Regions from separate parts of the Homo sapiens genome. Here regions 1 and 2 are each linked to region 3. The links are chromatin loops, found by intact Hi-C in ENCODE. Cell type or tissue: PC-3. All regions are shown on one strand. Region 1 has its middle 170 kb from the start of RBMS1. Region 2 overlaps RBMS1 (RNA binding motif single stranded interacting protein 1). Region 3 has its middle 190 kb from the start of TANK-AS1.

Evidence for each region. Hi-C counts contacts between places; a loop is a spot of excess contacts. Peaks named below come from ENCODE experiments on the same cell type or tissue, not always from the same donor. Only the 100,000 strongest peaks of a DNase experiment are listed, where the experiment ranks them.
Region 1: a loop joins it to region 3, with 5 times the contacts of the local background. A loop is called at or near these places in 8 of 110 quality-filtered maps.
Region 2: a loop joins it to region 3, with 11 times the contacts of the local background. A loop is called at or near these places in 8 of 110 quality-filtered maps.

Annotation. Positions count from the first base shown.
Region 1 is chr2:160,662,933-160,670,932 of GRCh38, forward strand. No RefSeq gene overlaps it. Among named protein-coding and RNA genes, the nearest start is that of RBMS1, 170 kb to the left of the region's middle. In PC-3, no CTCF peak of the experiment used is centred here; a DNase peak (open chromatin) is centred at 3,619; H3K4me3 peaks cover 1,257 bases; H3K27ac peaks cover 2,326 bases.
Region 2 is chr2:160,349,528-160,357,527 of GRCh38, forward strand. All of the region lies in intron 2 of RBMS1 (RNA binding motif single stranded interacting protein 1), which reads right to left. Among named protein-coding and RNA genes, the nearest start is that of MIR4785, 54 kb to the right of the region's middle. In PC-3, a CTCF peak has its summit at 3,855; DNase peaks (open chromatin) are centred at 3,194 and 5,844; H3K4me3 peaks cover 834 bases; H3K27ac peaks cover 4,370 bases.
Region 3 is chr2:160,967,341-160,975,340 of GRCh38, forward strand. No RefSeq gene overlaps it. Among named protein-coding and RNA genes, the nearest start is that of TANK-AS1, 190 kb to the right of the region's middle. In PC-3, CTCF peaks have their summits at 3,084 (motif pointing left) and 3,283; DNase peaks (open chromatin) are centred at 2,981 and 7,691; H3K4me3 peaks cover 355 bases; H3K27ac peaks cover 736 bases.

The sequences.
Region 1 (8,000 bases), 300 kb before region 3:
AACCTCTCCAGTAGTCATGAGTTTTGGCAAGAAAATCTGAGATGTGACCAGCTGCACATGTTTTGCCCTAAAAGCTTGCTATAGAAAAGATATTTTCCAAAGGGCAGGTGTGGGTATCCACTGTCTCACAGCCACCTGAGACATCGTTTCTGCTTATAAGTCCCTATTAAATATTTATTTTTAAGAAACTGGATTTGTTAGCCTCTTTATTTGGCCTCTCAGCATCCTTAGGCTTTAGGGGGCAGGTTTGCATAGAACTGTCCATGTGGAATGCTTATACTCAATTATTCATGATGGTTTTATTCATAATAGGCCCAAACTGAAAATAACCAATATGTCTATTAACTGGTAAGTGGATAAACAAATTTTAATTTATCCCTACAATGCAGTACTATGCTACAACAGAGAAGAATGAAAGATTGGTACACACATCAGCACAGATGATGCTCAAAAACATTTTATTAATAGGAGGAGCCATACAGAAAAGAGTGCCTACTGTATAATTCCTCATGAAGTACTATAAAAGGCAAAACCATGGTGGCTAAAAGCAAATTAATGGTTGTCAGAGGCTTGGGATGGGGTTAGGGAATTTGCTGTAAAGGGGCATGAAGGATTTTGGGTGTGATGTTCTATACATGTTCTATATAATGTTTGTGGTTGTGATTACATTAATACCGTCATATATGTTTGTCGAAACTCAAAACATTATATACTTAAAACAAATTTTATTATATAAATTATACTGCAACAAAGGTAATTGTTAAAAACTACCCTTAATCGATTTTTCACCTATTAAACTGACAAAACCCCAAAAGTTTGAATAATGCACTGTGTTAGTCCCACTTTGGAGAAATGGGCACTCTTAGACATCATCTTTGTGGGAGGAAAATAGTTCATTCTATTATAAATAGCTATTTGATAGTATCTGTCAAAATTACAAAATCATATACTCTTAGACCCAGCAATTCTATTATTGGAGACTATCCTAGTCAATTGAAAAATGGGAGACTATATACATTCTACATTATGAGTTAAAATTCTAAAAACTGAATAACAGGTTTTAAAAAATGAGAATTGATAAAGTATATATGATACAAATACAATTGCAGGAAGAAATATCTCTGAGAAGAAGAAAATGTTTCTAAGGAGAAAAGAAAGAACATGGATGCTAAATAAGGATTTGGATAGAAGTTAATTATGATACAAATTGATTAGACATTTAATTAATGTTCTTAAATCTTTCAGACATGCATGAAAGATGAACAAATGTCTGTAAAAAGTTATGAAAATCTTGAAAACACACTCATTAAGATGTATATTCCACTCTGTACAACTTAGTAGCTATAGATGCCAGTATTAAGATAATTACCATCTTTATTCAAGAAATAATTATAGAAAAGCTATTGCAACTATATCATTGTGACTACAGTATACATGAACAAGACTTCTTCTGTTTAGAGGGCTAAGAATTCTTGAAGAGCACAAGACCCAAACTCATGAAGTCTTTGATAAACACAAGCTGAAATATGGCAGAAAGTGCCTATATGATCAGGAAAGGCTTCTGGGAGGAGGTGGTCAGTGAGGTGAGCCACGAAAGTGGGTAGGGGTAAAATGGGAAGGGTCATTTTTTCTAGAAGGGGGGGGCATCATTTGGGTGGTGGGAAGGCTCAAGGACAAGGAGTGAAACAGTGCAGAAAGAGAAGGACTTCAGGTGGGAGATGAGGAAAATAAGAATGTAAGAGGAGGTACCCTCCTGGAGAACCTGAACACTACACTGCCATGTCTGCACTTACAGGCACAGGATGTCACTGGAAGCTTTGAGCAGGGGTCAGCCATGACAGCGGAGTTTAAAATACAGCATATCTGGCTGCAGTGAGCAGGATGGGTTGCAGCACTGAGAGATTGCAGGCAGAGACTGATTAGGGAAGTGTTGGAATACATTAGGCATTAAGTGATAATAACCAAGGTTCTGGTCAAGGGTGTGGCTATGAGATCAGAAAAGAAGGCTTGGATATAGAATAGATTACTTTACAAGAGCCAACAAGCTTGGCGACTAATCCTGTGTGTAGGAGAAAGAAAGGAAAGGGAAGAATCAAAGACAGCTTCTTGGTTTGAGACTGTCTTGTGGAGAGAATGATTGTACCATTGACAGAGATAAAGAAGTCAGGAAGAGATGCTGGTTTAGAGGAGGAAAATGGGGAGTGTGATTTTTAAAATATTATGTTGGAGTGGAATATTGGATATCAGTAAAAATATTCAGAAGGTAATTAGGGAGAGAGGTCAGACTTGGATAATTTAAATATGGAAGTCAACAGAGGACTGAAGGATAAAGAGAATTAACATAGTTTGGTTAAGGGGGAAACTGATGAAGAAGAGTATTACAAACAAGGAGTGTCCCCAGTAAGGACTAACAGAGTTAGGGAGGCCTAAGGGAATCAGGGCTGGAAAGTCCACTAGGGCGGGCGATTAAGAGGTCAACAGTTCCGGTAAAGTGGGCAGTTGAGAATAGGTTTCTGGGGTGTGGGAGAAGAGGCTGTAACCCATTAGAGGTAGATGGTAATGACTATTTGCTTAAAGAGGTATCAAGAAGAACAGGGAGAAAAAATATAGGCAGAGTAGTACCAAATGGCCATATGTTTTGGGACGTAAAAGCAAAGAAACTGGAGGAGAACTACACACACACACACACACACACACACACACACATATACACATATATATGTATGTATGTATATATTAAGTATCAGGATTCTTAATATAGACATCTATATCAATAATAATTTTAAAAGTTTGAATGAATATTGACATTTTTATCAGTGGATATATTTAAAAGAAAGCCAGTCTTCAAATAAAAATGAAGAAGCATGTGTTTCTTGCCACTCAAGAACAGAGGTCCCGATCTAGTACCCTATAGGATGAATCTGGCTCACAGGTAAAATATTAAATACATTATGCAAAGCACAGCATTTTAAACTTTTTGACTGAATGCCATAGTCCCCATCACTCCCTGTTGTCCCATAGTCAGCCTGCATCACTAGTTTGTCACCAGCCAAGCTCAGACGGCTTCTGTGTGTGTAGCCCCTGCTGTAAGTCTTTCTAATGGTAAATCTTAAAAAAAAAAGGAAAACGTGAAAATAACTCAATAATTCCAGGCAAAATATCCTGAGTTTGTCTGAGTATATTATACTTTTTTCTTAGCAAATTGGGTCCAGTGAATGTTATTTGTAGTTGTTGTTGTCTTCTGAATTATCTCAATGGGTATTGCTCCCCCTCCCCAGGCCCTCTTAGAGGACTGATTGTGGTTTGAGTGCTCTCACCCTTGCATTTGCTATGTGCTCCTGTTTGCTTGAGTGTTTCTTTTATCCAGTTCTGTTTAATTACCATGCAAAACCCTCTGTTGAGCTTTTAATTAGCAAGTTATCTCCGTCTGAAGACTGGAAACCCTGGGCTCTTTCAGCATATATTAGACAGCTAAAATATGAAATTAAAGAAAACAGAGTTTTAGCCAACAGAAACAAGTGACTCATTTCCTTGTGAAAACACACAAGGTTTATGTTACTCTGGCAACGATATTCCAGAATAGCATCTCTCCCCTCCCCTGTCAGAGCTTTTATGTGTTTCTGTTACAGTCTGTGTTCCACAGTGACCTAATGTTGAACCAAGTCACTTAGTGATTCATCAGACACAAGAGAACTGTGCTTTCATTTAGATAGCTCGTCCTATGTCCTTTTGACCAAAGGAAGAAAAGTTTACTTTGTATGAAGAGAGGAACTGTAAAAGAGATATAAAGAACTCTTGACTGAGTGCTGTCTTAGGATGTAAGTGTGGTCCTGCTGTTACTTTAAAAACACCACAACTGGTTCCAGTGTGTTAGAATTCTAAGAGCCTATTTTTCTAGACAGCTGATTAAATCATAATGTGCAACCTGTATATGTACCACGTAGGGAAATGAAAATTCAGAGACCCATTGCAGAAGACTCCAGATGTTTCTTGGGACTCACATCGTGGGAGGGAATATCACAGTGCTTAGGGTCAAAATTTTAACCCAAACCACTACAACTCTCCAAAGCAAAAATGTGTAGAGCAAAAACAGTTGAACTAACTCTCTCTTCTAGGTTTTAAATTCTCTGAGGTACTTAAAAGGAAGTGAGGAGAACCTTCAATTTATTAAGCTCTTGCTGCTGATGTTATTTAAAAATTATGGTCTGAATGGAATGATGGTTTCAGGATTTTAAGTTTAGATACTCTCTGTGAACAGCTTTATACTTTCATTGAAAGGGCAGTAAATTTTGTAGCCATTAGAATGCAACGAACTAAAAATTATGGGTGTATGAAGATTTTTAGTTTCTCTCTCATACTTACCACCTGTCTGCAAAAGAGAATTTCAGGTTTGTTCAGTCATTGTTTTTTCTCTTTCAAAAAGTGTCTTTCCATTTCTCCTGACTTTGAAGAGAAAGAATAGAATAACAGGCAGAGAGATTCATTGGAATAGTAGGAGGATGAGGGAGAATGATTTAGTGTCAATATACATTTTATTTCCCATTTATATATAATGTCAATTTGTATAATGAGGGGCTAGAAGAAGAAAAGTAAGTGGAAAAATAATAGAAAAAGTCATGTAGGTTGAAGGTAGAGGAGATTTTTTGGAGATTTGAGAAAGGTCCAGGAACAGACATTATATATGATAGTGTTGGGTGGAGGGGAGAAAAAAGAGGATTTTAAGAATTGCTGAAACTCATGTGTCTTCATCATAGTGTTCAGTACATACAAGAAAAGGGCTTCATTTATTTTGAAATTAAATTTGTTTGCAAGGACTGTATACTTTTAGCCATAATACTGCTCTGAGACTGAACCACGTGGATTATGGTATTATAAACCACAAAAAGTATTATTATTTGAAAATTGCTTGACAAAATTCTGAAATTATTCCTAATAGAAAAATAATCTCAAATTGGGAAATGTTGAGTGGAAATTCCTTTTTTTATTTTTCTTCTTAATTTTTCTGTGTGTGATACCCAAGTATTAAGACAGAAAGCAAAAGTAACTACAAATCACTTACTAAGCACTGTCATCATGAAGGTATCTCTGATATGAGTAGCCTTCCTTTTCAACATAAATAAACAAAAAGCATTAAGGAACAATTTAAATTCTAAAATTAGTTCTCATTATAATTTCTTCTTCTTCTTTTTTTTTTTTTTTTTTTTTTGAGATGGAGTCTCACTCTATTGCCAGGCTGGAGTGCATTGGTGTGATCTTGGCTTACTGCAACCTCCACCTCCCTGGTTTAAATGATTTTCCTGCCTCAGCCTCCTGAGTAACTGGGTCTACAGGCATGCACCACCATGTCTAGCTAATTTTTGTATTTTTAGTAGAGATGGGGTTTCACCATGTTGGCCATGATGGTCTCGATCTATTGACCTCATGATCCGCCTGCCTCCCAAAGTGCTGGGATTACAAGCATGAGCCACCGCGCCTGACCTCGTTATAGTTTCTTACATGATTTTTTTTCATTTTAATAAAAAACTATATACTATTTTTTTAACTATGATTTTTCTCTTTGTTTTCAAACTTCAACCCTGCTTTTGGGTATCTTTAAAAAAAAACAGTCCATCCGTTGGGCGTGTGGCTTCTGAAATTACAATTACAAATCCCTCATAGAAATACTGATAGAATTTTTTTTTGAAATTAATAACCGAAGTAATTGCAAAATATTTTCAACTCGTTCAGCAATGTAAAATGAGAAAGCTGAACTATTTGCCACACAGGGCAAATAAAGCAGGTTTTATAGTTTTGTAAATTGTAATCCTCTACCATAAACATCAATGAAATCACATCTAGAAATATAACTGTATGAGAATCAGATAGTTTGTATGTATTTCAAACTTGAAATATAAAATGTGAATGAATTATAATAGATCACAAGATTTGAACTTTGATAGAAATAAACACTGACCAAGACCTTGATCATCAGCCTTAAAAAAGATGTTACATGCCACCATATATTGGTTATAGAATGCATTATTAACGAACCAATGAGATAAGTGTCTGATTCCCAAACTGTTTATTGGCCTAAACATTGTTAAATTTCATGAGCCATTTTGCTTCTGCAAATCTAGAAGGAAATCTGGTGATTTTATTGGATAATAAATATTAGCTATGCCTATATGATGAGAGAATGACTAAGAGTAGGGTGAACTCTGGAATCATTGAGATCAAAAACATCTTGATTAATTAAAAAAACATTTAGTTGTGGTAAAATATACACAACATGAAATTTACTATTTTAAGCATACAGTTTAGTAGTGTTTGTACACAAAGTGCTGTGCCACCAATCTACAGAAGTCTTTTTATCTCGTAAAACTGTGAAACTCTATATCCATTAAACAACTACTCCTTATTCCCCCTGCCCTCAGCTCCTGGCAACCATTATTCTACTTTCTATCATGATGAGTTGAGTACTCTAGATACTTGATATAAATGAAATCATATAGTATTTGTCTTTTTGTGACCAGTTTATTTCATTTAGCATAATGTCCTCAGGGTTTACCTGTGTTGTAGCATGTGACAGCATTTCCTTCCTTTTTAAGACTGAATAATATTCCATTGTGTGTATGTTCTACATTTTGCTTATCCATTCATCTGTTGATGGACACTTGGGTTGCTTTCAACTTTTGGCTATTGTGAATAATGCTGCTATGAACATGGATATCTGTTAGAGACTCTGCTTTCAATTCTTTTGGGTATATACCCAGAAGTGGGATTGCTATATCATATGGTAATTCTATCTTTTAGTTTTTGAGCAACCACCATACTGTTTTCCACAGCAGCTAAACCTTGTCCACCAACAATGCACAAGGGTATCAATTCCTTCACATTCTGGTTGACATTTATTATTTACTGTTTTTCTTAATAGTAGTCATCTTAATGGTTGTGAGGTAGTACTTAAATTGTTTTTTTTTTTGTTTTTGTTTTTGAGATGGAGTCTTGCTCTGTTGCCCAGGCTGGAGTGCAGTGGCATGTTCCTGGTTCACCTCAACCTCTGCCTCCCGGGTTCAGCAATTCTCCTGCCCTAAACTCCTGAGTAACTGGGATTACAGGCACACACCACCATGCTCGGATAATCTGTTATATTTTTAGTAGAGACGGGGTTTCACCATGTTGGCCAGGCTGGTTTTGAACTCCTGACCTCAAGTGATTTGCCCACTCAGCCTCCCAAAGTGTTGAGATTACAGGCACGAGCCACTGTGCCCAGACTTAATTAATTTTAACTACATTCAAACATTAAAATTATTAAATAGAATTATGCCTCCTGTACATGTAGAAAAAGCCATAATTCAGTTTTTGCTTAAGTTGCCTGTCCCTTTTTGAAGTTCATTTAAAAAACATGAGGCATGTGTTACATAATAACACTTTTTAAAATAAAATTATTTTACACTTAAGATTCAATTTATCTATTGCTGAATAGTAGATAAATGGCATCCCAAACTTAGTGGCTTAAAACAACCATCAGTTATTTAACTCATGATCCAGTGATTTGTGCAGGGTTGGAGGGGACTGTACATCTCTGTTCCATGTGATATAAACCAGGGTTGGATGTGTGGAGGCCAGGATATTGGGAAGCCTTGTTTACTCACATGTATGGTAGGTGCTGTTGGCTAAGACTTCAGCTAAAAATGTGGGCAGGAATGCCTGCGCCTTGTCTCTCCATGTAAGTTCTTGGCTTCCTCATAGCGTGGTGACTGGGTTCGAAAAGCAAGTGACCTGAAAGGGAGCTAGGAGGAAGCTGTATTGTCTTTTATAACTTATGTTCAAAAATTACATGGTGATGCTTTTGCTGTGAACCGTTAATTGAGGAAACCACAAAAGCTGACTTGGGTTCAAGAAAGGAGATATAGAAGGCTCTGGAAGAACATACGGGATGAAAAGAATTGTTGTGGCCATTTTTGGAAACCACAATCTGCCACACTTAGTAACTTACTAAATCAGGTAACTATATGTGA
Region 2 (8,000 bases), 620 kb before region 3:
TTTAGTTGCTCATCTCAGAGACAGAAAGAGAGAGAGAGAGAGAGAGAGAGAGAGAAAGGAAGGGAGGGAGGGAGAGAAATATGTACCCCAGGAATAGGTCATGAGTTTGGCTATCAAGATAAAAATGCCTCCGCAATTAGGGATTTGGGCTCATACCCAGCCTTCCTTTGTGCCATATAAAGCAGCATTTTATTCTTTCATTCAAAAATATTTACTGATTTTGCTTATAATAAGCAAAAATAAGCAAATTATACAATATGTTAGGGGATGGTATTATGACAATAGCACAAGCAAAGCGGGGTGGGGGGGTGGAGGGGGGTTGAGATTGAGAATGCCCAGGTGAAGTGGAGGCAGATTACAATTTTTTAAAGGGTGGCTGAAGTAAGCTGATGGAGAAGGTGACATGAGCAAGGTCCTGAAGGATATGAAGGAACAAGTCAGAAGGATCCAGGGGAGGAGCAGTGCAGGCAGAGGAGGAAAACCTGGTGTAAGGCACGTGGAAGGCCTGGTGCACTTAAGAAACACCAAGGAGTCCACTATGGCTGAAGTGAAGTGATGGAGGACAGTAAGGGGAGATAAAGTCAGAGAAGTTATGGGGAGAGGAGGCAGAAAATATAAGGTCTTGTAGCCATCGTAAGACAGCCTGGCAACCGTGTCAGTGTGGCAGCAGCACTCCGAGGACCCTGCTGATGGAAGTTTTAAACACTAACAGCATTACAAGTGGAGAATGGAAGACTGCCTAATCTGCTCCCATCCAAGATCATTTAGGAAGCATCTCCTCATTTCTCCTCAATGTGGTATTAAAATTCTTCTGCCCTGGACATTTGTCAGTGGTGGGACCCATGGAGTACATCTTGGTCTAGCAGTATCAGAGGTCAGAAAAACCATTACATCTGTGTAATAACAATGAGGTACAAATGAACAGCCCTGTAAAGAAATAAAAGCAATCCAGAAAGACTCACAACAGATATATCATTACTGTCTACACAAGCCAAGGAAACGCTGGTACTGTTAGGCAGACATTGAAAGGAAAGCAGGGGAGAGGAGGAAAAGAAAGGAATGAACAACAATGGCATGATGAACTGCTTCCAGAAGAATGTTCCTTCATGCTCAAGGCTGGGAATTTATCAAGAGGTTTATCAGGAACTCAGGTAGAGAATGAAGCAGACGGCTGCATAGTATTCCATGGTGTATATGTGCCACATTTTCTTAATCCAGTCTATCATTGTTGGACATTTGGGTTGGTTCCAAGTCTTTGCTATTGTGAATAGTGCTGCAATAAACAAACGTGTGCATGTGTCTTTATAGCAGCATGATTTAGAATCCTTTGGGTATATACCCAGTAATGGGATGGCTGGGTCAAATGGTATTTCTATTTCTAGATCCTTGAGGAATCGCCACACTGTCTTCCACAATGGTTGAACTAGTTTACAGTCCCACCAACAGTGTAAAAGTGTTCCTATTCGCCATAAAAAAGGATAAGTTCATGTCCTTTGTAGGGACATGGATGAAGCTGGAAACCATCATGCTCAGCAAACTATCTCAAGGACAAAAAACCAAACACCGCATGTTCTCACTCATAGGTGGGAACTGAACAATGAGAACACTTGGACACAGGAAGGGGAACACCACACACCGGGGCCTGTCGTGGGGTAGGGGGAGGGGGGAGGGAATAGCATTAGGAGATATACCTAATGTAAATGACAAGTTAATGGGTGCAGCACACAAACATGGCACATATATACATATGTAACAAACCTGCACATTGTGTACATGTACCCTAGAACTTAAAGTATAATAAATAATAAAAAAAAAAGAGAGAATGAAGCAGATGCATACCTCACAGGAGGTTTAAAAGTCAGAACCAATACTTTTAAATTGTGATTTATTAAGCAGGCAAAATACAGGTAATACAAACCTCTGCATATGAAACACATATCCAGGCAAGTTGCTGAATGTTTCCTGTCTTCAAATAATTAAAGGCGGGGCAATTAATTCAATGCCAAAGTAAATTCCTACCAAGAATGGGTATAAGAAAAATCACATTTTAAAAAACTTTCAACAAAGATGTCAATCAAGCTAAAAGTTGCTAGAAATCATGATTTTGAGTATTTGCTGACTTTAATGTTTACTGACAGTCCAGGAAACTGTTGTGCATCCACTAATTTCTTTGCAGGGCCATTAAGAGAAGGGACCAGATTCTCCTTTCCAATGGAAATGCATTAGATATCCAAAATATCAGCATTCCCAAGTGAGCCACTTTGATAATAAAAATAACGATTGCTATACAAACTGAAAAAAGAAGGTGACTAAGCAATGTTCCTTCTGTGATTTTAAGGGTAGTCAAACAGAGAGCATGAGAAACATTTGCTTCTACCTCTTTCCCCAAAAAGTTTGAGGCTGCTGGCAAAAATATATGCAACACCACAAGACAAAAATAGATATAAAGTTCAAGGTAAGTGAAGAAAAAATCAACCCAGGAGTAGTTTTTCCACAGACACATGAACCTGAAAGTGAGATCCTGCAGAGCTGCTAATGTTGGATGCAAAGCTGACTCATAACTTCTTAGTAGTGAACATAGGGAAATACAACATTACGAAATTGAGTATTCATTAGAGTAAAACCAGGTCCTGGGCTTAAGAGAAGTTCTGTTTTTCCCAGCTCTAATGCCGGAAGGAGCGTCTTCCTGTGGTTCCTCCTAAAAGCCATACTCTATGTGCAATGCACGGTCAAGGGATCACCTGGGGCCCAAGTACTGGAATTCTACAAGGGCAAATAGCTATGTGGTTAATGCACAAGGCTTTCTGATAATATTGCTGCATCCAGGGATAAATGGCACATTCCTTGGAACAGTGGCTACCAAATTAGGCTCTGAAGAAGTACTTTAGGGGTTCCATCAATTTTCCATATGAATATTTTGTATTTAAAGACTTCTTAGCCTTTAAGTACAAAAACAAATAATAGGAAATGCAGGCAAATATATAGCACAACAAATGTTAACTTACTGATGACCACATCTACATTAAGTTGCTTCAAGTGCTGACACTAGACAAATGTATCTCCTGCTATCTCTTTGTATAAGTGAGTCACCGATTAGGAAAGTTGTAACTCTGCGTTGGTATTCTTTTGGAAATTCAAGTCTGCACATGTCCGTTCATATAAAACTGTACAAATGACCTACACATCCATCATGCTCAAACAAATGCCAGGCCAAGAGCAGGTACAACTAGTTGGCACACACCCTCACCATGATCTAATAGACAGCTGTATAATACTAAAGTGCCTACCGCGTTGCATCATGATAAAGTGACATCATTGACTGGTACTGATGCTAAGTTTTGGGTGCTTCTGGTCTGACTTTTATATCTATTATGAGGCACGTGAATAGCTGTATTATTATGAATTCAATGTTGAGGCAAAAAAATTATTTCCAGTTTCTATTAAGATTAATTCAAGGGGATATCAAGACAAAATGAGCTTGTTAAAAATTAAAACCTTTTGCAGCTGCATAAGGATTTTCCAAATGTCATACAACCAAAACAAAATACAGAAATAAATTAGGTATGTTACTGATACTGTTCTGCAACTGTTATCCACATTTTTGAGTTTATCAAAACTGTCTCACTGTTCTCCCTGATAAGTTTATAAATGTAAATTTGTACTTATAAAGCATATAATTAAAAATACCACTTATAAATATTTTTGTATATAGTTTTGTTGAACATTTTTTTAAAACTACACTTGCTGGACTAGTTCTCTTAAACATGTCAGGAGATGCTGATTCTGTCAACCCTTGGAGACTGGGTGGGGCCTGTCACCTCCAGCAATGACCAGCCTCATCCATAGGTGGCAATCCAACATAATCTAATTCAATGCCAATATAACATAATACAAATATTATCCTTTCCTCTGTCTGCCAAGTTGGGAAGCTCTGTGATGAACAAAGAAACTCCAAATCCTTCATACAATTCTTCATAAATCTTATTTCTTCGAAGAGCTTGTGTCAAGACCTGCCCAGTGGAGAGGACAAAGTTAAGTTCTTTGGCAAGAAACTGAAGTACAGATATTTCATCCTCATGATAAAGAGCAGAGTTAAGTGTAACATTCACTTGTGAAAAGTAAAGTGGCAAATCAAGAAGAGTGGATATTTCAGGAGATATGGACTCTTTTCCCAAGCCTGCCCCTTCCTAGTTTTGTGACTCCAAAAAGGTCATTTAACCTTCCCTGAGCCTCAGCTTTTTCAGTTATAACATAAAAAGACGAAATCAAGCTCTCAACTGGGATTGACCATTAGAAGCTTTAAAAAAGCTTCCCAGTAGCAGTAACATTAATACATGCCAAAAGTGTTCAGAGCACTTGACATTAACCCACTTAGTCCCTACAAGAACCCTACGTTGCAGATATTATGATTATCCCGACTTTATAGGTAAGGAAACTGGGGCACAGAGAGGTTGAGAAATTTGCTCAAACAAGAGGCGGGGCCAGGTGGAAAGCTCTGAGCCTGTGCTCTTTAGTATAAGTGCCTGTTATGCTGTTTCTCCATTAAGTATCTCTCTGTCTTCTGACTCCTGAATCTATAGAAGGACCTGACATGTAAATTTTGATTCTGGTGCGTGTTCCTCGTTAACAGCCACTTGACTAGAAGAGATGTAAAGTTCTGTAATTCAGACTAGAGATGAAAAAAGTTCAATAAACTTTTTAATTAAATAAATGCTCAAATTCTTGTGCCTCAAAAATCAGAGCCAAAATTAAATAAGTATGGCTTTTAAAAGGTAATTGCATGCTGTCAAACTTAAACTAAGGGTAATGAATAGGGGTGGTGGAGGAAAATCTAAGAAACAAAATATTATCTAGCCAGCTACACAGGGGCATTGAAATAGGTTAAGCATTGGAGCAAAAGCTATGCCTCATATTAAGGGACAGTGAAAACAATTCCACAATTTATGGCCTGGCTTTGAAGGTGAAGATGAAACACTTTGGAAGCCCACTTGGAAAGCATCAGTGCTCCTGTCCAAATGGGCTAGCAGGCCCAATTTGTTTCGAGGACCACAAATGAATGTCTCTTTGTTTCATCTTTAAAGAACTAGTCCTTATGCTGCAGGAAAGTGTCCTTTGTAAATCTGGAAATCTAAAGCTGTACATGCAAATGCTGATACTCAAACACATGCTGATCTCCCATGCAGATTCCTTTATTAACATGTGACACTTAACAGAGGCAAGAAGATGCTATGGCACAAAGAAAAAATGAGGGAGACAAGTGGTCCTGGCCCCTTAAGCAATTTAGACAAGCGTTAAGTCTGGCATGGCCAAGTTAGTAAGCGCATAGACAGGCAAGAGGAGAGAAAGTCCATGTGCCCTGGCAGCACCATAAACTTGGTCAGGATTGTTTGTGCTGTGAGTCTACTTTCTCGCTAATTCTAGATACACCATTTATGGAAACTCATCTTCCTTTCCTCCCACTCAGTTCCACGGCTCTCTCACGAAATTTCGTCTCAAAAGTCTCCAGTTTGAAGTCAAACAATTCTAATCAAGGGAGTTGCAAACACTTTATTAAATAAAAAACAACTTTTCAAATAATTTATACACCTAAAACAAAGTATAAACATCTAAGAAAATAATTAAGTATTGGAGATCACTGCTGACCATACAGGCTATCTCGACTGAGAGTTTCGAATCCACTATAAATAATCAGTGAGTAATAAACAAACAGAACACCTGTTTCAGCTGACAGAATGTTTAATTACTAGTCTCTCTTCTGCACTGAAGATTCAACAGCCTGGAATTCATGCATTACTTCTTTCTGTTTAATAGCCACACCAAAAGTACACTAACTCATAAAGCAAACAGGCACTCAATTTGCAGTTTCCCCTGAGAGTAGATGAGAATTTCCAGGTAAGAATAAAAACAAACTCTTTCTCCTGATCCCTATATTTGTTAATGATATCAAATTCCCAGTTTCTTAAGACTCCAAATCTTATACTCATCTTTGAACCACATTCTTCCTCTACCCTCCCTCTGGCCCACATTCTATCAAGGACAAACCTTGGGGCAGCATGTATCACCCACCTTCTCAGTGAAGTACAAGTCCTCTTCTGGTGTTAAAGATTCCCCCCATCATGGCATCAGTGAATACCAGACAGGGCAGGTAGGCAAGCTAGTCCTGTCTTCAGTGCTGGGGTGGGGCTGCCTAGCTCATCCTGAAGATTCATTCAAATGCCAAACTTTGCCTGATGCCCCCCATCACATGCAATCACTCCCTACTTTGTAATCTCAGTAGTAACTTTCTATCTCTCACATTCTGATCTACATTATGTGTGAAGTTCATTTTCTACACCTCCTTAAAGGTGGAAAATGTCTCAGTGCAGTATCTAGAAAAATCACTGGCATAATGTCTAATAAATATTTGTTAAATTACAAAAAAAATGGGATTCACCATTCACTTCTCCCCGAAGTGTCTTGATCTTATGTTTTAATCAGATTTATACTTACAGCAAAACTATAATGTTCTTATATGCCCATTATTTTCTAAAGCAGTATTAGGACTTGTAAGACAGTGACCCCTAAAAAATTGTTTCTTTTCATATATGCACAAACCCTCTCAGGCGCCTAGCAAATGACAAGTTGGATACCTTCTCTATGCTGTGTAATCTTGGGGAGCTGCACATTAGACAGCTAACCAGGAGCTGAGTTTCATATGACCAGCTATGCTAAAAGGGATTATTTTGCTAGATGTCAGGAAAGACAGGTTCCTCCTCTATCCTCCTGCCTTTATTTTGAGTTTTTTATTTTATTGGCTATTCAAGTGGACATAAGAAAAGGTGCTTTTTCTAATAAAATCTTGTTAAATCTATCATGGCCCAATATCTCTTAGGGTCCTGGAGAAATTAGTCTATTGTAGTTTGTGGTGCTGATGAGGAAGCAAGGGTGCTGATGAGGTAAAGAGGAAGTTAATAAAGTAGCATTCAGGGTACACTTGGAGAGGCAGAAAGCACAGTGGTTCAGAGGATGAGCTCTGGAGTCAGACTGTCCATTCTTAAGTTCTGGCTCCACCATTATCAGCTGTATTATCCTAAGCAATAAGAAAAAGAAATATCTTTCAACTTCATTTTGTTCTTCCTCCATGTTATGAAGCAGCAAGAAGGCCCTCACCTGATGCCAACATCATGCTCTTGGACTTTCCAGCCTCCAGAACCATAGCCAAATTAACTTCTTTCCTTTATAAATTACCTAATTTGTGGTATTCTATTATAGCAGCAGATAACAGACTAAGACAGAAAATTAGAGATGATAATTTTGCTCATAAAACTCTTCTAAGGGTTAAATAATAAAATACTTGGCATAGTTATCGGGAGACAACAAGCATTAGACAATTTTTGGCTGCTAGCATTATTTAGATGTTTACACATTACACAGAATTTTTTTTCACATGCATTTATTATGAACTAAAGATGAAGGGAAAAGTTATACATTTCTGAGATTCAACAGTAACTCAATAAGGAAATTCTACATAAAACCAAGCACAACTGCCAAATAAAGATTTTAGAGGCTTTTATTCCTGATGACAGTACTTTCACCTTCGTATAATGGTTAAATATCCCCAAGCTGCTGCTACAGAAATCCAAGGCTCATATAAAGGAACAAGGAAAGGATGTAAATACTATCTTCAATCACAGAGAAGGAAAGGGTGATTTTTAAAAAAATTCTTATGGTTATGATAATTATTTCCAGTGCCGGCTCCCCAATTAACTTCTGCTAAGGCTGATATTAAAACGGGTTTGCCAACAGCTTGTGTGCAGTATTTGGGCATTAGAAGACAGAATGGCTCTTTATCATGCCTAGGAGTAACAAAAAGATACCCTAAAGAAAAAGGTCAACTGACAATAACGAAGATTGGCTAAATTTCTAAATATCCATGCTTACCAGCAGATTTTATACTAAGGATACATTAGAAAATAGACATAACTGAGATTTTCTGTCAAAATATCAAATGCATGTATGAA
Region 3 (8,000 bases):
AAATTCTTAGAGCTGTTCTAGTAAGTGAAGAGATAAAACTCCGTCAGGTTCTACTTTTCTACTGACCTTCACCTTAAGGAGATCCCTGAGAGTCCTCTCTGGAACCTTCTGGAATCCCTAAAGGGTCTCTGAGCATCATTTAAAAATAACCTTAAGTACAGACCTCCATGTGACAGATACTGGCTTTAACACACCTCACGACCACAATCTCCCCACCTCCCCTTCACTTCTACACACCATAGATATCTCAACCCTCCCTCAAAGTCAAGCCCAGGACAGCACTCCCTTCCTCTCTCCTGCGCCGTCTGTGCTGGTCTAATACATATGTTCCTTCCCTTAGTGACAGACACTAGGCTTAACCTTACTTTTCAGCTGCAGCTGCGTCCCTGGTGTGGGTATGACCTAGTCCCAAATACAGATCCACAGTACAACGCAATCTTAAAATAACCTCAGCATTCACATTATCATGAAGTGATAGAGAGGAAGTCGTTTCCTCCTTAACTGAAGGGATTCCCATCCCTGTAAGATTATAATGTTTAGAGGAGACAAAACATGTTTATACATGAAATAATCTGACTTGAAATAGAAAATAAAATAAGACAGTATAAAAGAAGTTTCTAAATTGAAAGCAAACATGTAAGTGATATAAGTGGTAAGAAAAGGCAGAGAGCAATACTGGCTGGAGTGATCAGCAAATATTTTAAAGCGTAGTTTAAAATTAAGATGGATGCTGAAGGAGGGATTTAGAGAGGACAGATGGAAAGAAAGAGAAGGGTATTCCCAGCAAGCATCTGGCAAAGTAAGGTGTATTCTTTAGGAAGAAATTTGCATTCTAAATAATAAATGTCCAAATAGATCTAAGCTTTACTTAAAAGAGCAAACTTCTAAGAAGAAACAAGTTACATTAGATCCTTGACAGAGGAGAGATTTTTTCCACTGAGAAGATGTAAGTGGAGCTTCTCAAATCACTTTCAAGAACTCAGAGATAGCTCTATTCCTGTGTGCCGAGATCTCTGCCCAAGGCATTTTGAGGAGGAGTATGAAAAACCTAGTAGTTTGGATTCCAGTGTGTTGCAATAATTTTGAAACACTAAGCAGTATATTCTCCTTCCTACTTTTATCTCTCTTCACCTTCCATTCCACCTGTTCCAAGCTCATTGTCTGATAGAGGAGAAGATCACAGAAAGTAGAAAAGAAAGGAATCTTTTCCTGGCTTTGGACTTTCAAAAGGCGAGTGAAAGATTTAGAAGAAAATGAGATGATTCCTTGGTAGTTGTCCTCATTTATACCTCCATCTCCAATCCCTTCATCCCCTCAAAGCCAGAGAAGAATTCCCCAGGCCTGGGGGAAGGTTTGGAAAATAGGTGGTGGGAAGTGATGTGAGAGAAATGTCCTCCTGGAAGATGCCCTTCACCTCAAGGACAAGAGTAGAAGCAAGTTTAAAGCCAGCCCAGCCTTCGCCCAAACAAGGATGTACATTAGGGGCTATGCTACCTGTCCATCCTTCCCACTGGCAGCTAGTGAGGACTTCCCTTCCACAGCATTCAGCACTTTGGCACTGGAGCGCCATCTTTTTCTGCCAAGTTACCACAGATAACTGCCTAGTCCAGTCCAATGGTTTTCAAACATTAATGTGCATCAGAATCACTTGGGGGGGCTTGTTAAGACACAGATGGTCAGGTTCCACCACTAGAGTTTCAGATTCAGCAGGTCCCAGGCGCAGATGGAGAATTTGCCTTTCTAACAAGTTCCCCAGTGATGCCAATGGTGCAGGTCTAGGGACCACACTTTGAGGAGTGCCCTAGGCAATGCCATAGGACATTTTACTCAACAACTTTACATACAAGTTGTGGGACCTTAACCACATTTCCTATCCCCTCTGTCCCTCAGTTAACATATTAAAAAAAAATAGGTATATTACCTACCTCATACAGTTGTGGGTAAAGATTAAATGAGATGTTGCTAAAATATTTATCAAGGGAATTGGCTTATGGCACGTAATATTGCTGTTTATTATTATTTATAACAACATTTAATATAAGGCCTCTCCCCTAATTGTTTTTAATAAATGTTTTCTGGCTAGCTGAATTGTCACCAAACTTTCACAATCCCAAAAGAAAGTTGGGTAAGGCTACACACTCCTGTCCCCGCCTCTGTTCCCATGTCCATACCCTAACAATGACAGGACCAAGAAATTGCCCTCTGGTCTATCCTGCCTGAAGCCTGAGCATGTGTCCCTCTAAACCCCTCCAGACCCCGCTATGAAATATAAAGAATGTCAGCAGGCAGCAGGCCTCCGTTGTTAAGAAGAGGAAACCGGCCGGGCGCGGTGGCTCACGCCTGTAATCCCAGCACTTTGGGAGGCCGAGGCGGGTGGATCATGAGGTCAGGAGATAGAGACCATCCTGGCTAACAAGGTGAAACCCCGTCTCTACTAAAAATACAAAAAATTAGCCGGGCGCGGTGGCGGGCGCCTGTAGTCCCAGCTACTGGGGAGGCTGAGGCAGGGGAATGGCGTGAACCCGGGAAGCGGAGCTTGCAGTGAGCCGAGATTGCGCCACTGCAGTCCGCAGCCCGGCCTGGGCGACAGAGCGAGACTCCGTCTCAAAAAAAAAAAAAAAAAAAAAAAAGAAGAGGAAACCAGGAGAGGCCGGCTCCCAAAGATGTGGTCCAGTAGGAATTCAGAATCGCCAGTATTCTTAGCTCCTGCTTATCTTGGATTGAGCCTTTGTTAGATTTTTTTGTTTGTTTGTTTTTAAAGCTAAGCAGTCTTGTGAAAAGCAGCTTCTCAGTAAGCTATATAGGCACTTCCTGGTTACCCATGATATGAGAATAACCTTTAAACTATTTCCATTTCTGATCCGGGCTGGAAACAGGAAATGCATTGGGTACAGCTTTAAACAACAACAACAAAAAGGGACCAAAAGATAAACCAAATTGTCCCAGGGTTCAGAAGAGGTTTATGCTAAGCGTTAGAAGGTTCAGATTTAGTGAATCCTCCCCCACTTTCTGCCATTCCAGAAATTCCTTTTAGAGGAGGGGGAAAAAAAAAGTGAAGAGTTGTACTAAATTGCAGAGCACTGCCATCTTCAGGGCCAATGAGGAAAATTTCCCAGGGTCAGCCAGATAAATCATCTTCCTAAACACTTCATTGAAATATAATCAGATGGTTAAAAATTTGACAGCAGACAGACTGGAACAGATTTTTCTACTGTTTCCAATGTTTGAAAAGTCAGTAGACACAGCTTTTTGTGGTGTATGAACATTTAAAAAAATATTTGCTGATTGAAAAGCCATTTACAATAAATAGGAAAGTTTAAATAGCTCAAACTGCATTGCCAAATGATGGGAGGAACACAGGCACAAACATATTGTTCAGAAAAAAAAAATTCCTTAAAAAGAAAAGTATGAATCGAATGATTTAGAAATGCTGTTTGAACAGATGGTGTGATTAACAACTAGTGTGTTAGCCATCTCAGGAGCTTACAGAGAAGTAAACAAATGCAAGGGGAAAAGAATCACTTTATTCCCCCAAAGAGTGTTTAGTTCATTTCTCTATGAAAATTTAGAAGTCTACATTTTGAAAGTTGGATATCCCTAGGGGATATTGGAAATAAGAAGTGACAGGAGTCTTTTTGGAGAAAGACCACATTAGGACAAATGCAGATGCTCCCCATACAGGCTGAGGTGTACAGTCATCCAAAACGCTGGAGGCAGGTGGTGCTGTGCAGAACACACAAGCCATGGAGAAAGAGGGCTGGGTTCTCACCCTGGTTGTAGCCCCAGTTACCACTGGCCTGGAAGGCTAGCCTTGTTCTCTCTGGACCTCAGTATCTTTCTTTGGAAAGTAAGAGTGAGAACCAGATGAGCTGTACAGCTTGCTTCAAAAACTTTAATGTGCACCTGGGGATCTCATTAAAATACAAATTCTAACTCATAGGCCTGGGGTAGGGTCACAGTTTGACTTTCTACTGGCCCCCAGGCAATGCTGATGCTGCTGATCCACAGGCTACATGTTTAGGACCAGGGTTCTAAGTCCTTCCAGTGATGATACTCTATCATCTTCTGATATTCCAGGTGTTGCTCAGGCAAGAATAGAAGACCAAGTGTCTACCTCCAAAAGGTATATGACTTTGAAATGGGTAAACATATATATGTATAAACATGTAATAAACATGCCTCATGCTGAATTAATTTTGAAAGCAAATCAAGTATTTATTTGCATTATGTAATTAACAATGGAATTGACTTTTGTGAGCAGGAGAGGTGAAGGGGAAGTCCTGGGAATTGGGTGTGGAGACCACATACTATATGGGGATGAGATGAGGGGGAGATTGAGATTGGGAGCTTGAATCACCCACCAGCATCCACACAGCATATTCAAGACAGATCCTGAGACTTCACCAGAATCTGACACTTTTACTATATGAAGGGCACTGTTAAGAAAATAGAAAGGCCGGGCACAGTGACTCACACCTGTAATCCCAGCACTTTAGGAGGCTGAGGCAGGCGGATCACTTGAGGTCAGGAGTTGGAGACCAGCCTGGCCAACATGGCAAAACCCTGTCTCTACTAAAAGTACAAAAATTAGCCAGGCGTGGTGGCAGGCACCTGTAATCCCAGCTACTCAGGAGGCTGAGGCAGGAGAATCACTTGAACCTAGGAGGCAGAGGTTGCAGTGAGTTGAGATCGTGCCATTGCACTCCAGCCTGGGCAACAAGATCGAGACTGTCTAAAAATAATAATAATAATAGAAGAACTGAGAGGAAATATTTGCAAATTGCATATCCTACAAAGCACTTATATCCAGAATGTATAAAGAATTCTCAAAACTCAACAGTAAGGAAATATCCCAATTTAACAACAGGCAAAAGACTTGAACAGAGACTTATCCAGAGGAGAGATATGGGTGCCAAATTAAAGACGCTCAACATCACTAGCTACTAGGGAAACTCACATTAAAACCATGATGACATACCACCATACACCTATCCCAATGGCTAACATAAAAAATATTGACAATACCAAGTGCTGGTGAGGATATGGAAAACTGGATCACTCATATATTGCTGATGGGAATGTAAAATTATATGACACTCTTGAAAAGACAAAACTGAAGTGACAGAAAACAGACCAGTGGTTGCCAAGAGGACAGGTGTGGGTACGAAAGGGTAGCACAAAGAAGTTTTGGGGGGAGATGTAAGTGTTCCACATCCTAACTGTGGTGGTGGTTAAATCTACACGTGTTAAAATTCATAGAATTAACACCATGAAAAAGTCTATTTTACTGTATGTTAATTTTTTAAAAAACAGTGATCTGGAAAACATTGAACAGTTGGCTTTTAAAGACTTTGAGTGGAAATGAAATGTTTTTGAAAGTATTTGAAGTAAGTGTTTCCTACCACCACTATAATACTTTACCAGCAACATTTTAGTCTTAGCTACCATTTTCTATCTCTTCACACAGTCTCAGGAGATGTTCCCGTATTCTGCTCCCAACAGTGTATTATTAAGCCCATGACACCCTTTCCTTTTCTGATCATATTTTAAGATGTCAGATCAGTCTTTCCCTACAAGTTAAGGCCCTATCATTAACACAAATCAGCAGTGAGTCCAGGAGTCCAACTCATTGCTGACATGGCCTTGCCTCCCAGAAACTTAACATTCTTATAAAAATAAATTAAATCAGTGGATTCTCCCATTGTTTGCACCACATAATACTCCCCCAGAAATTTCACAGAAAGAATATGTATTAACAATTCCTAAGAAAAAGATAGACAAATTGCTGTAAGAAAATAGTCAACCTCATTAGTAATTGAAGGGCTGCAAATTAGAATGAGATGCATTTTTTAACCCATCAGCTTCATAAAGATTAAACAGAATGGTAGGTAAATATATACAGTGTTGAGAAGAGTGTGGGGAAATGGCGTATGGGGCTGAACTGGCTTACCTTTCAAGAGGCCAGTTTCACAGTATATAGCAAAAGCCTTAAAAATGTGCATCCCCTTTTGCCTTGGAATTCAACTTCTAGAAATTCATCCTAAGAAATAAGCAAGCAAGGATGTTTGGCTTTGCATTGTTTTCAACAGTGAAATATTGCATGCCAGGGCTTTAAAATCCCTTCCAGAGTATGGATAAAGATACTATCATTGTCTGATATGCTAGATGCTGCACAGAGCATAATATTATACTCTGAGGGTATAATGTGATTCAGAAATATGTATGGATTAATACACATAAAGAATATACTGAATGCCAAATATCTGATTTTAAAAGTAATTTATTTAAATTATGCAACTTGAAATAATTTACATATTTAAAAGATAGAAGATTAGTTACATAAACTACGTAATATCCAAGCAATACCACTATTAGAAAAAATCTATATATTTTTTGACATAGATTTGCATTTTGTATGTTTTTATGTGAAAGATGCGTACCACAAAATAGTACTATCTTATTTTTATACAAAATTTACAAAAGACAGAAAACATATGTATGGGGGAAAACTGTAAGCATACACTTCAAGACATTATTATGGGTATTGCTGAGTAGTGGGATGATGATAACGGATTTTTATTTTCTTCTTTATACTTTTCTGTATTTCCTTTTCTTCCCAATGAGGATACATTGCTTTCACGATTGAAAAAAATTTTAATTAAACTGTTTCTAGAAATAACTAGCAGATTAATCAGACACAGTTTTCTCTGTACTAGCATTGTTGCCAGAACCCCCAAAAATATTTCACCTGTTGCTTATTTGGAATCTTACCTTTCATCACAGACTTTATAGGCTTACCAGCAGGTTCTAACCACTACCCCTAGAGCATTTGGAGTCACATGGCAGCCACTGCCACAGTGGCCCAATGCACAGCTGTTATGTCTTGAACAATAGCCCTGTTTGGAGTCCATTAGAAGATCTTGGGTGGTTATCAGCCACTTCCAGTGATCTTGCTGTGCCCTGACTTTTTCCTTCATACCTCACAACTATCTGCTTCCAATATTAATTTGGAAATGGAGTTCAGCCTTAACATCTTTCTCTAACATCTTCCTTTGAAATAAAAAATAAAAAAGCTATGGAACTTTTTTCAAGCAGTTTTCCTTAAAACTGGGTTTCATTACAAATTTGAAATGTTTTCAAATTTTTCAGGTAATAAAAAGTCAGAAAAAGGGAGAAAAATCTGTCTTTTCTGAATTCTTTTTTATATGGTGATCACTTTTCTTATCAGGAAAAAAAGAATAAGTGAATTCATTGGCTCTACATTATTTCTTTTTTATCCACAATATAACTTTTCTGTATCTACATAGCTTGTGATCTGATATATTTAAAAATAATCTTGTTATTACTGATTTCAGAAAACTTTGCAATGTGCTTCTAAAATTATTTATTTAATTACCTAATCTTTAATTCATCCCTAATACCTGGACATTTTATTTTTGGCAAACAATTTTCATGTGTTTGCATTAACGTTTTTAGTTAGCCTCTAGGCTTTTTTAGAAGTTATTTTAAAATCCATTTCAGCCAAGATTTCTGATCTGTTCTTGAGTTGTATTTAAATCGGTGTCTTTTGCTTTACCTCACCTTGCTAAAATGTTGGACGTAATGGTGCTATGATTACCTAAAGGATCACGCATGTATTCCTGACTAAACCAGTTCTTGTTCATGACACAAACACTTTATGCCATGAGGGGTTATTCCCCTTTGTTAGAATTAGTCATTTGTCTCATCCTAAAACCTCACTGATGCATTTCCTCCTGAATTAGGCAGCCTGGTAACTGGCAAGTAGATAATGGAAGTTTTTAATTTCTTACCTGGCCTAACTTTTCAGCTTCCCCAGTTTCCTTGGTAAACTGATTGTCAATATCCTTTTTTTTCCTTTATGCTTTATTCAGAAAGAATACTTGCTTACAAAAATGTTTAATGTCATTTTGAATGGTAATTTCCCTCACAAAGAATGATACAAATCCCTGAAATCCAGCCTAGATATAACATTTCTTACC